Regions from separate parts of the Homo sapiens genome. Here region 1 is linked to region 2. A link is an interaction called in ENCODE POLR2A ChIA-PET data of the cell type or tissue named here. Cell type or tissue: OCI-LY7. All regions are shown on one strand. Each heading gives the region's core, and the rest is flanking DNA. Links, peaks and the distances in the headings are about the cores only.

Region 1 (5,705 bases), core at 965-4,964, 92 kb after region 2:
TTTTTCCCTAAAGAGCCAGATAGAACATATATACAGGCTGGATATAGCCCACAGATTGCCATTTTGCCCATTTTGCTTTAAGGTAATGTTTATATTGAGAAGTAACATGGTACCTTATGGTGTCTCAAAAGTTTAAACTATGAAGACAGAAAGACCTGAGTTACAGTGAGTCCAAGGTTGGCCGGGCGCGGTGGCTCACGCCTGTAATCCCAGCACTTTGGGAGGCCAAGGCAGGAGGATTAACTGAGGTTGGGAGTTTGCGACCAGCCTGACCAACATGGAGAAACCCCGTCTCTACTAAAAATACAAAATTAGCTGGGCCTGGTGGTGCATGCCTGTAATCCCAGCTACTCGGGAGGCTGAGGCAGGAGAATTGCTTGAACCTAGGAGGCGGAGGTTGTGGTGAGCCGAGATTGTGCCATTGCACTCCAAACCTGGGCAACAAGAGCAAAACTCCATCTCAAAAAAAAAAAAAAGTGGGTCCAAAGTCCCACTTAACCTTGAACAAATAACTGTGTGTTTCTGAATCTTGGTTTCCCTGCAATACACCCAAAATCTTAAATATTCAATATTTGTTGGTAAAACTGAAATGTATGAAGACCCTATTGTATGCAATTTACTGACTTTCTCCATTGAACAAGATATACCTGGTCTTGGATTTTGTAGAACTTACATCATGGTAAGGGAGGCAGACAATAACAAGTAATTAGATAATTATTTACCTAACTAAATTGTGATAAATGCTGTGAAGAAGGATTGGGAGCTATGCGCTACTCTAATGGGGGATCTATGCAGATATGAGCATAGAGGTGAGGTCAGGAAGAACTTCCTTAAAGAAGTGGTATTTCAGTTGAGATTTAAGTATGAGGATGAGTTAATTGTATAACTGGCCTGGTGACGGTTCAAAGCCGGAAGAAGCTGATCCTCTGATCATCTTGGGGCCGTGGATACTTGACACATTAAGGGATTATAGGAAGTGGCTGGAGTGTGGAGGAGTGAGAAGGATGAAGTCCTGGAATAATGTTGGAAAGATAGGTAGGATAGGTGTTACAGGGTTTGGTAAGGCTGTTAAGATTTGGGTCTTAATCATCATACGTTTTACAGGAAGCCATTAAGTAATGGCTCAGATTTACATTTTTAAATGATTACTCTAGCCACAGTATAGACAATAGATTGGTCTTTAGGACAGGGGTCAGCCCAAGAGACATCTAAAGCCCACTGTTCTGGCTCTTTTAGCTTATGATGTTTGGGTTACAGCAAGAAATTGTTAAGTTATGTAAGTGAGAACTAGGAAGAGATTGTTCATGGTTCTGTATGCAGGTAACTAATCTTGCAATACCCATCCATGGACAGCAGGAAATACGGAATTTCATATATCTGGAGATTTAACCCTTTCGGGTATATACAAGTTCTTCCTCGTATATACGAACATAACAAACAGTAGTTGCCTCCTGTCCATTCAGCAATGGCCAAGAATTATAATGTTGTATCATGTTCTTGGCCCAGTTAGGACAGGGTTTTATCGCTTATGTTGTTTTCTGGCTTTCTTTAGTAATCTATCATGAGTCTAATTTTAGAATTTATCTCAGAACACATGAGAGAGTCCCTGGGACCATTTCACTGAGTGATTGTGAGGATTAAATTACCTCTTGTATTCAGGAACTAACTTCTCATTTCTTATTTACTGAGGAAGACCATTTTCTGTGATTCCACTTTATTTCCCTTCTAACGGATTCAAATATTCTTCAAATTATAGAACCCATGCTTCAAGATATAGCTGGTAGGAATAAAATAAAACCCCAGGACTTGCTTAGGGAACTAGAGAGAAAGGCCTATTGGAGTCACTGACATGCTTAAAAATAATGTCACTGATTACTTGTTAGATAAATACTTTAAATTGCACAGACAACTACATTTCCTGGTAAAAGATCTCTCATCTGCTTTAATGAATAAAATTGCCACAATTATGTGAAATAATGTATGTCTTAAGCTTATAAAAATCCTTATTTTTTTAAATGACTTCTAAATACCTTCCCCCACTGTATTTTGATCTCAGTGTTATTGAGCAAACTTTTAGATCATTTTGTTCATTAATGCTGAAACAGTAAAATTTAATTCAATCTATGGCCATAATAATTGTATTAGCTAAACCTACTGACTATTTAACTGTGCAAGGTACTGTTTTAATTTAAGCAATCCTCACAACAACCCATGAGGTAAGCATTCTCATTATGTTCATTTTCCACTTGAGGAAAACCGAAGCTTAGAGAGAATACAATATTAGGCCAAGGTGACAAGCTTGTGTGAACAGGATTCAAGTCCAGAAAATATCGCTCCTTAACCATTGTAACAGTAACCCCATGGTACCCTTCTCAACCGTCAGTTCAAATGCTGACACAACTTCATTTAATAAAATAAAAATCAGTGAATCATTACATCATGGACACAGTTCAGAGAAGATTTTAGGGATTCTTCATGCAAAATAAGACCACTTACAATGAAAAGAGTTCTACTGAAAACACATATTTCTTCAAAGGATGGCATCTGGCAGTACTTGTCTTGATGTCTGTAGCTGAGAATGGTGAAAGTAATCCCAGTTATCGCAACCAAGGAGCTGATAACATTCATGCCCGTGACACCTTGACCCTGAAAGATAGTTTAAAAATGATAAAATAAATAAGATCGAAACCAAAGCAAAAATATCTTGTAAGAAATTTTTAGTGCTTTTATCTTTCCAGATACTTCTCAGGGAAGAGTTGTTCCATCAGGTCAGTATGATTGGAAGGCTTAATAAACTAAATTCTAACTCATTAAAGTCAGAAGACAAACCAAGTTTTAGAATGGGCTAAGGATGCTCTATGGCTAATGCTAAAGAAAATGTTCATTTTATCCCATTTTATCTCATTTTATCACCACCATCTTTCATAATCTGGAAGCAGTACAATGTGTTAGCAAATATCTTTGCTTGGAAATGAAACCTCATTTCAAGTCCAAGTTTCACTAGGACCTTAGGCAAGTAACCTAATCTCCTGGAATCTCAATTTCTGCCTTTAAAAATGTGAATGTGTCACCTAACTTTTAGGGTAGTATCCATTTATTCATTTATTTCATAAATATTTAATGTGCACCAGATACATGTGAGTACTGCATTAGGCCCTGGAGAAACAAAAATGAACAAAAGAGGTGACATCCTGCAATCATGTGGTTTACAGTCATTCCCTGGGAGAATTCAAGCAATAATCAACAGAATCGTTAACATTTAAAGATGTTAACCTATTTGGACTGGAGTTTAAAGGTGTTTTTTCTTGAACTCATTGTTGCAATAAAAATATTTCACACTGCCCCACCCAATTCCCTTTATTCATTCTTATTTTTTTGGAGGGGGGTGTGGGTGGGTGGGGTAGGTATATCCGAGTTCCTTTACAGGAAGGGGGTCATCTGATTTCTTCCTTCTTACCCACTCCCAGGACTGATATCACTCTTTTAAAGGAAAAACAAAGAAAAGCTTCACATTTCCATTCATCAGGTATTTGCTGTACCTTTATTGATTGTGTTATGACTACCGTGGTGGAAAATACAATGATGCCTTTACACAGCCAGTCCTTTCTGGAAGTTTGTGGCTTGGTGTGGCAAACCTCAGAAGTGTACTTGTGACTTAATGTTTACCTCAATCCCAGGTTTTTATTGCAAATAGGCACTTTGGCAGAAAATGCACAGGAACATATAGATAGGCCATCTCTCTCTTGGTCTTTAGTCCCCTTGTTTTCTCAAGGCTCTATTTTGGCTCCCATAGGACATTTTATAGACTAAGATCTCTAGATAATCAATCCCTCATGTGTATTGGGCTTTACAAAGAACATGCCCAGCCTAGTCTCTTCTGATTCTCATTATACTTTTGTGCTGTAGGAAGGACACTTGTTGTTATCCACATTTTACAGATAAATGGAATTAAGGAAGTAAGTGACTGTGAGCAATCACTTTCACGGTTTGTGGAAGGGCTGTGATGAAAAGCCAGGTCTTCTGATGCCTGGTTCAGCATCCTGCCTCCATCATTCCTGCACACCTCCATCTGCATAGCTCTCAGTGAGTCAGGAGTAGGTTTTCCTTACCCATAGTTTATTTCTCAGCTCTGGAAGGAAGTCAATACAGGGAGAACAGCATTTGGGGCTTCATCTGCATTGTCTGCATGTATTTCCATAAGCAGGGATGGAAACATTTATCTGCCCTCCCCTCAGAATGTCTCTATGCCTTGTAACTATCCCTAGAGGAAACTGGCAGAGGACCATAAGAACAGAGTTCAACTGACTTTCAGAGAGGCCCACATCCCCAGGACCTTAAACAAGATCAGAGTGGTTAGAAAGGAGTATGAACATTTAAGCATCATCTTGCCTTTTATCAGTAATGTCTCATTAAACTCTCAAAATAACCCTTAGAAGTAGGCACTTTTCCCTTCAGGTTAACACAGAAGTGAGTGATAGCCTTGGTTCAATCCTAGAACAATCCAGCATTGATGCCCAAACTCTTTCTTCCAGACCTTGGGCAGGATCTAAAGAAAAGCCTCGGTTGGTATTGGAGATAGGGCTAGGATTGGGAGGAAGAATTAGTGAGAGCTTAGGATTGGTTTTGGTTAGAGCAAGGTTTCTCAACCTTGGTACTATAAACATTTTTTGTTGGATAATTTTTGTGTTGGGGGGAGGCTGCCTTGTGCATTTTAGATGCTTAGAAATGTCCCTGGCCTCTACTCACTTGTTGCCAATAACACCAGTTGTAATGACCAAAAATGTCTTCAGATGTTGTCCAATATTTCTGGGTCCTGGGGGGTGCAGGGCAGGGAATTACCCCTAATTACAAACAATGAATTACAGGGATGCAGAATGGTTTCCAATAAACAACTCTTTTAGTTTACTTGACCAGGGAAATGGGAACAAGTGTAAGAATGTCTGTCAGGCAAACAGTGGCACTGGCAAATAGGAATGATCTGAACTGCAACTTTGATGCATACAGATTTTCCTGAAAGGTAACTTTATTACTAAAGGCTTCATACATAAAGATGATATAAAACAAATAGAAGATTTTAAATTTTATGTAGTTTAAGTGGCTTACCAGAAGTTTTGATTTCTTATCGGTTACTGTGAGGTATCCTGTAAGAATAAACTGTTAAGAAGACAAGAGACAAAAGTTAACAGGTGATGTGTTTGACCACCTTGCAGTATAATTTCCCTTGGATTTGCAAAATATCTGTTTGTGAATCTCCAAGACCATCCCGTTTTTCCACCTGAGCATCAGGGAGTAGGGAAGGTAGGCGTAGGTAGGGTAGGAAGAAACTTTGTGCTGGATTTGCTCAGCACTGAACAAGCGCTCTCTGCCAGGGCCAACTGGGACAGGCAGGCTCCTCTAAGATCCAGAGGACCAGATGTTTGATCCGGCTGGGGCTCCAAAAAGAGATTCCTGAGCTCTGGGCCTTGAAGAGAAGAGGAGGAGCTGTGCCTGTTCTGAGCAGGTGAAGGGAGACTTTCTCAAGGAAGACCCCTCTAAAGGCTGATATGGGGACTGATATCTAGTGTAGTTATCAGAGTCCCTCATTTCCCATGATCGTAGAGCCTAGTACCACCTCAGGAAAATGAGAACTCTGTCACTCCATGTGGAGTCCCTTACTTTTTTAATGTTCTGGGGATGGGAACCTTCTCTGTGGGAACTGGCCTTGG
Region 2 (5,518 bases), core at 1,519-5,518:
GCGGGATGAATGATGTATTTGGAAAGCACGGAGAAGGGACTAACAATTCTACCTAGGCAGGTGGAATTTTCTTACAAGTAGGGCATTTTTGTTTTTACAATGCCTACAGAAACAAGGCAGTCAGTTCAGAGTCTCCTTTGTAGAAGTAAGGTGACAGTTAAACTGTAGCATCTCTAAGGGTATTGGTGAAAGAGGCATAGCAGATGGAATGTCCCCCAATTCTTTCACACTCAGCCTTTCCCAGACTGCCCATTTGTAGTTTCCTTTTCTGGGGGCAGCCATCATTGTTCATTGTTATGTAAATTCACCTTTATGCAAAAACCAGACTTGTAACTAATCCAGAGATGGGATTGAGATTGTCCAAAAAGTCCTTTGAAGAAATGAGATCAAGCTAGATGTAACAGTGCTTCTGTCACGTCAATATTACCAAATTCTCCAGCTAGGGAGGCTCCTCTGTGTCTTGTTATATTTTTGCTTGATCTAAAATGAAATGAACTCAAGGGAAAGTCTATAGGCAGACTAAATATTTCTGTCTAAAAGAGATAATTTCAGAATAACGTTCAGAACTTTTTAGCAATTGGATGATACTCTCCTATAACTTATAAGAAGACCTTGCAAATGTGAAATTAAAATTCTGGTAGTAAATAGACTTACCCCTAGTGCCTTTGCTTCTTCTTTAAAGTTCATTACTGCTGTTCCCACACTTGGATTTATCATTTGTATATTTCCTTGACCCGGTTGACTGCTAGCAAAGATTCCCGGAGATGTGATGCCGTAGGGCTGAGCACGCTGAGCACCCTGAGCTTGGTTTTCTAAGTTGATTGAACCCAGAGGCTGTTGAAATCCAGGAGCCATAAAGCTGCTTGGTGGGTAAGGGTTGGGTATGGTTTCATTTACTTCAGCATGGCTTGTTGGCTTGGATGACATCATTATGTCCTAAGTATCACAAAACATACAAAAGTGATACGTTTATCCAGAAAAGAAACTAAAGAAAATCTTACCAAATGTCAAATGTCAATTATCTATGCAAATGGAGAGAACAAGTGAGCAGATAATGGGCCATAACAACTGATAGAAACATGATTCTCATAAGTCCCCAACCCCCACGCCAAGGACTGGTACCTGTCTGTGGTCTGTTGGAAACCTGGCTGCACTACATGAGGTAAGCAGCAGGCAAGCATTACTGCCTGAGCTCTGCCTCCTATCAGACCAGCATGGCATTGGATTCTCATAGCAGCATGAACCCTACTGTGAACTGCACATGTTGGGGATCTAGGTTGCATGCTCCTTATGAGACTCTAATTCCTGATGACCTGAGGTGGAATAGTTTCATCCTGAAACCATCCCTCATTAGAGAGATGCTATGCTGCCAACTGTGAAGTTGGAGGAAGGCGTCCATGAACCAAGGTGTATGGGTCGCCTCTAGAAGCTGGATGAAACAAGGAAACAGATTCTTCCCTAGAGTCTCCAGGAAGGAACATGACTCTGCTGACACCTTGAACTTAGTCTAGTGAGCTGGTATTGGAATTCTGACCTACAGAACTGTCAGATAAAAAAATTATATTGTTTTAAGCCACTACATTTGTGGTAGTTTGTTATATCAACAAATAGAAAACTAATACAGGGGCCAAGTAATACAATACTTGTATGGCAAGGAGGGCAGTCCAAGATTAAAATTGTTTGCCAGTAATTGGGAAACTAGATAGTTCACATATGCCCACTTAAGATGATTCTTCTGTTCTTTAGGAAAAATGCTTTTATTCATTTCTGTCCTTCTGAAAGCTTAGAGCATCTCAGGCCCCATGTAGGCAAGGGAAATTTTGTTGGAAATAAGCCAGTACAACTGAATATGGACAACAATGACTATTAATTCTTGAAAAAAATTATGACACTTAAAAAATTTGTCTTTAGCCTTAGATTCCTTTTTTTGAGGTCTTCAAAAGCACAACAATTTTCTTGTGCTTATGAATATCAAGAAAGTTAGAGTGATGAATGTCTCATTCTTGGTATGAAGTATGAATACTATGAATAACCTATTGGTACAATGTATCACTGGTATCTAACAAGGACACATATGCAGACCCTGTGCTCATAGAATCCAGAAATTTTAGGGTAGAAAAGACCCTTTCCATTTATCCTGTCTCATTCCCCTTGATTTACAGATGAGAAATTGAAGCTGAGTCGTTAAGTGACATGCTCAAGGTTACACAGAAAACATGTGGCAGAGTTAGGACTTGAAAATGGGATTCTTGGCTGTTGGTTCAGAATCCCCCTCCATGCAGCATCACTCTGGACATTTGCAGCTTGTTTTCCAGGCCAGCCTTGGTGACAGGGTATTGACTCTGCTCCTGCAACTACCCAACAACAAAACTTCTGTCTTCTGATGCCATGGAGAGGAGTTTATAAACCGGATTAACTTCTTTGTGATTGAGTGAGTTAGTAAGGATTCTCTTTAGCAAGCTTTAGGTGAGGTGTATAGAGAGCTAACATTTATTAAAGACTTATTATAGGCACAGTAGGGTCTGTATAGTGTCATGTTTAGGAACATGAACTTGGGATCTAACTCCAACTTTGTGTCTTTGGCAAGTTTGTTAACCTCTCTTTGCCTTTGTTTTCTGTCTGTAAAATAGAGCTAATAAGACTACCTTCCTTAGAGAGTCAGTTTGAGTATTAAAGAGTTATTCTCTGCAAAGTATGTGGAATTGTGCCGATTACAGGGTTGGCTCTATTATTATTTCTATGTTAAGTGCATGAGATACATTATCTCTGTACCCTTTACAGAACCCCATGAGATAGGTACTCTACTAAAATCCCCATTTCACAATGAGAGAATTTAATCCAGAACCTGTACTCATAACCCTTACCCTCCGATACTAGATGCAACTGAAAATGGTTGAAAACTCAATGAAAAGGGAGAAAACATCTTTCTGAAATATCTGATTACAGAGGAATTTTTTTTTTCAAAATGGAAACACATCCAGCACTTTAGGAGGCCGAGGCGGGCAGATCCCGAGGTCAGGAGATCGAGACCATCCTGGCTAACATGGTGAAACCCCGTCTCTACTAAAAATACAAAAAAAAAAAAAAAATTAGCCGGGTGTAGTGGTGGTCGCCTGTAGTCCCAGCTACATGGGAGGCTGAGGCAGGAGAATGGTGTGAACCCGGGAGGTGGAGCTTGCAGTGAGCCGAGATCGTGCCACTGCACTCCAACCTGGGTGACAGAGCGAGACTCCATCTCAAAAAAAAAAAAAATGTAAACACATTTGAGCCCACAAAAGTTTATTTTAAACAAGGAAAAAGGAAACAAGTCCATAGCTGTGACTCTTGGAGTAACACCACGTAACTCTCAATAGCATTTGAGAATGTGAGGTTATACATCCTATGGATCTGGTTTCGGTGGCCAAATATTGCTCAAGCCCTCTTTTCTAATCTTCAATCTGCTACTTCACTAAGTCTGGGACTTTAAGCAAGTTTCTTAATGAAATCCCTGTTAGTTCCTATGTCTCAACTGTAAAATGACAGAAGGTACCTAAGGAGGCTAGTCTAAAGTTCAAATTATCCTAATTTATGCAAAACTGTTGGAACAGTGCCTAGCACATGGCAAGAGCTTAAAAAGGAACTATTATTTTATTATTAGATCCCAAGGTATTCTATCTTGTTTTAGGCAGTGGATGTGGCCATAGGAAAAGTTTATAAAAGGAATTGAACAGGGTCAATTTCAAGAGCAAAGAAATAGGAGATGGGTACTCAGAGTACAGTAATTAACCAGAACAAGAATTTTTTTGAGCTTTTAAAAAGCATACAATTAAAGAATTGTCCACGTTTCTGCATGTATATGATTTCATTACATTCTCCTTTGCTGTTGATCATTGCTTTTTTTTTGTCTCGAGAAATTTTATGAGGAAAACTCAATACTTTTCATTTATTTATCAACAGTTTCTCCTTTCATATCTGCTGTTTAGTTTCTGGACTAAGATCTGTAAATTTCACATAGAACCCAGATTATTCATGGCTAGGTCTATAGTTATTAGGACTCAGAATACATTTTTACTGGGTCAAGTTCTGGTTTTATAAAAGGAATTAAAGACAGAGCCAGCCAGTTCTGATTCTTTAATTATTCAATTGAAATGAAGACAATTCTGTAAATGATACATGAGAAGGGAAACTAATAAATAGACTCCTTTTATAGATTCCACCTATTGACTTAGTAGGATTGTTCTCTTGACAGTTGACAAAATATTTACCCCTAGTTGTCCTTTTTTTAAAAATAAGAATTAGAACAACTGCAATTATTTTTAAGAACAAGGAACACATAAAAATATTGGAGCTCTGATGAGATCAAAAGTATAAGACTAAAGCAATTAGAGAAAACCTCAGCAATTTGCTCTGTGATTACATTATTTCAAATAAAAATGGGAAAAATTTACTTCTTTATAGTTTCTTTCTACCTCATTTTCATGCTAACTTCACTTTTGACAGAGTGAAGATGATTATTATTTTCAAGAGTACTTTATAGCATAAAGCAAAACATGAAACCGAATCATTTTCACAAAATCACCCAGTACATCCACAGGTATACACTTATATCACCTTTCACAAAATGCTGATCTGGTGAAAATGAATGTTCTTTCCCTACCTATTTTAATTTTAATTGTTTTCTTGTCAGAAAGAAGTACCTTAATTAAAATGTGTTACAAAGCCAAGGGCTCCAGTATTACTTCTGTGTTCTATGTTGTCCCTGTGGTAGCCACATAATCATCAAGTGCCCAGTGGGGCATGGCCTCGTCCTTTTGGGCCCATGTTCATGGAATGGCATACAGTTGAACCTATTATTCACCTTTCTTAGCATTAGCTTTTTTTTTTTTTTTTTTTAAGATGGAGTTTCACTCTTGTCACCCAGGCTGGAGTGCAATGGAGCGATCTCGGCTCACTGCAACCTCCGCCTCCCGAGTTCACGTGATTCTCCTGCCTCAGCCCCCCGAGTAGCTGGGATTACAGGCACCTGCCACTACGCCCAGCTAATTTTTGTATTTTTAGTGGAGATGGGGTTTCACCATGTTAGGCAGGCTGGTCTCGAACTCCTGACCTCAGGTGATTCTCCTGCCTCGGCCTCCCAAAGAGCTGGGTTTACAGGTGTGAGCCACCGCACCCAGCGAGCATTAGCTTTTTTTTTCTTTTTGCAGTCCGTTTTATCTCTTGTACAGCAACCAACTTACTTTTTCATTCCTCTTCTGTTTTGTTTCTTTCTTGTTTCGTTCATGGTTTTATTCTCCCTCATTTTTCAACTGGCCTCAACATAGAGTCAAGAACTTGTCTTCATCCCTCCAATCTAGAGAACAGAACCCACACAGGTAGACCAGCCACAGTTTGTGCCCATTGATTTGGAGGAGAGATAGGCAAGAACGTATCAATGGACTTACTTTGTTCCTTTGGCACCTCTATGTTTCCTCTTTCTCTGCTCCAACCTGTGTGCCAGTATCAGATATTTACCTGGATTTTATAGGTAGATTTTATTTCC

What was found. Peaks named below come from ENCODE experiments on the same cell type or tissue, not always from the same donor. Only the 100,000 strongest peaks of a DNase experiment are listed, where the experiment ranks them.
Region 1: POLR2A ChIA-PET joins it to region 2 with 7 read pairs; 2 of 35 experiments call an interaction of 5 or more read pairs at or near these places.

What each region holds. Positions count from the first base shown.
Region 1 is chr11:60,399,853-60,405,557 of GRCh38, reverse strand. MS4A14 (membrane spanning 4-domains A14) reads right to left here. Exons shown (of 5, transcript NM_032597.5): 3 at 5,104-5,154; 4 at 2,497-2,646. Among named protein-coding and RNA genes, the nearest start is that of MS4A14, 6.2 kb to the right of the region's middle. In OCI-LY7, for the core only: no CTCF peak of the experiment used is centred there; no DNase peak of the experiment used is centred there.
Region 2 is chr11:60,492,731-60,498,248 of GRCh38, reverse strand. MS4A12 (membrane spanning 4-domains A12) reads right to left here and starts at 5,471. Exons shown (of 7, transcript NM_017716.3): 1 at 5,421-5,471; 2 at 655-936. The coding sequence starts at 930. In OCI-LY7, for the core only: no CTCF peak of the experiment used is centred there; no DNase peak of the experiment used is centred there.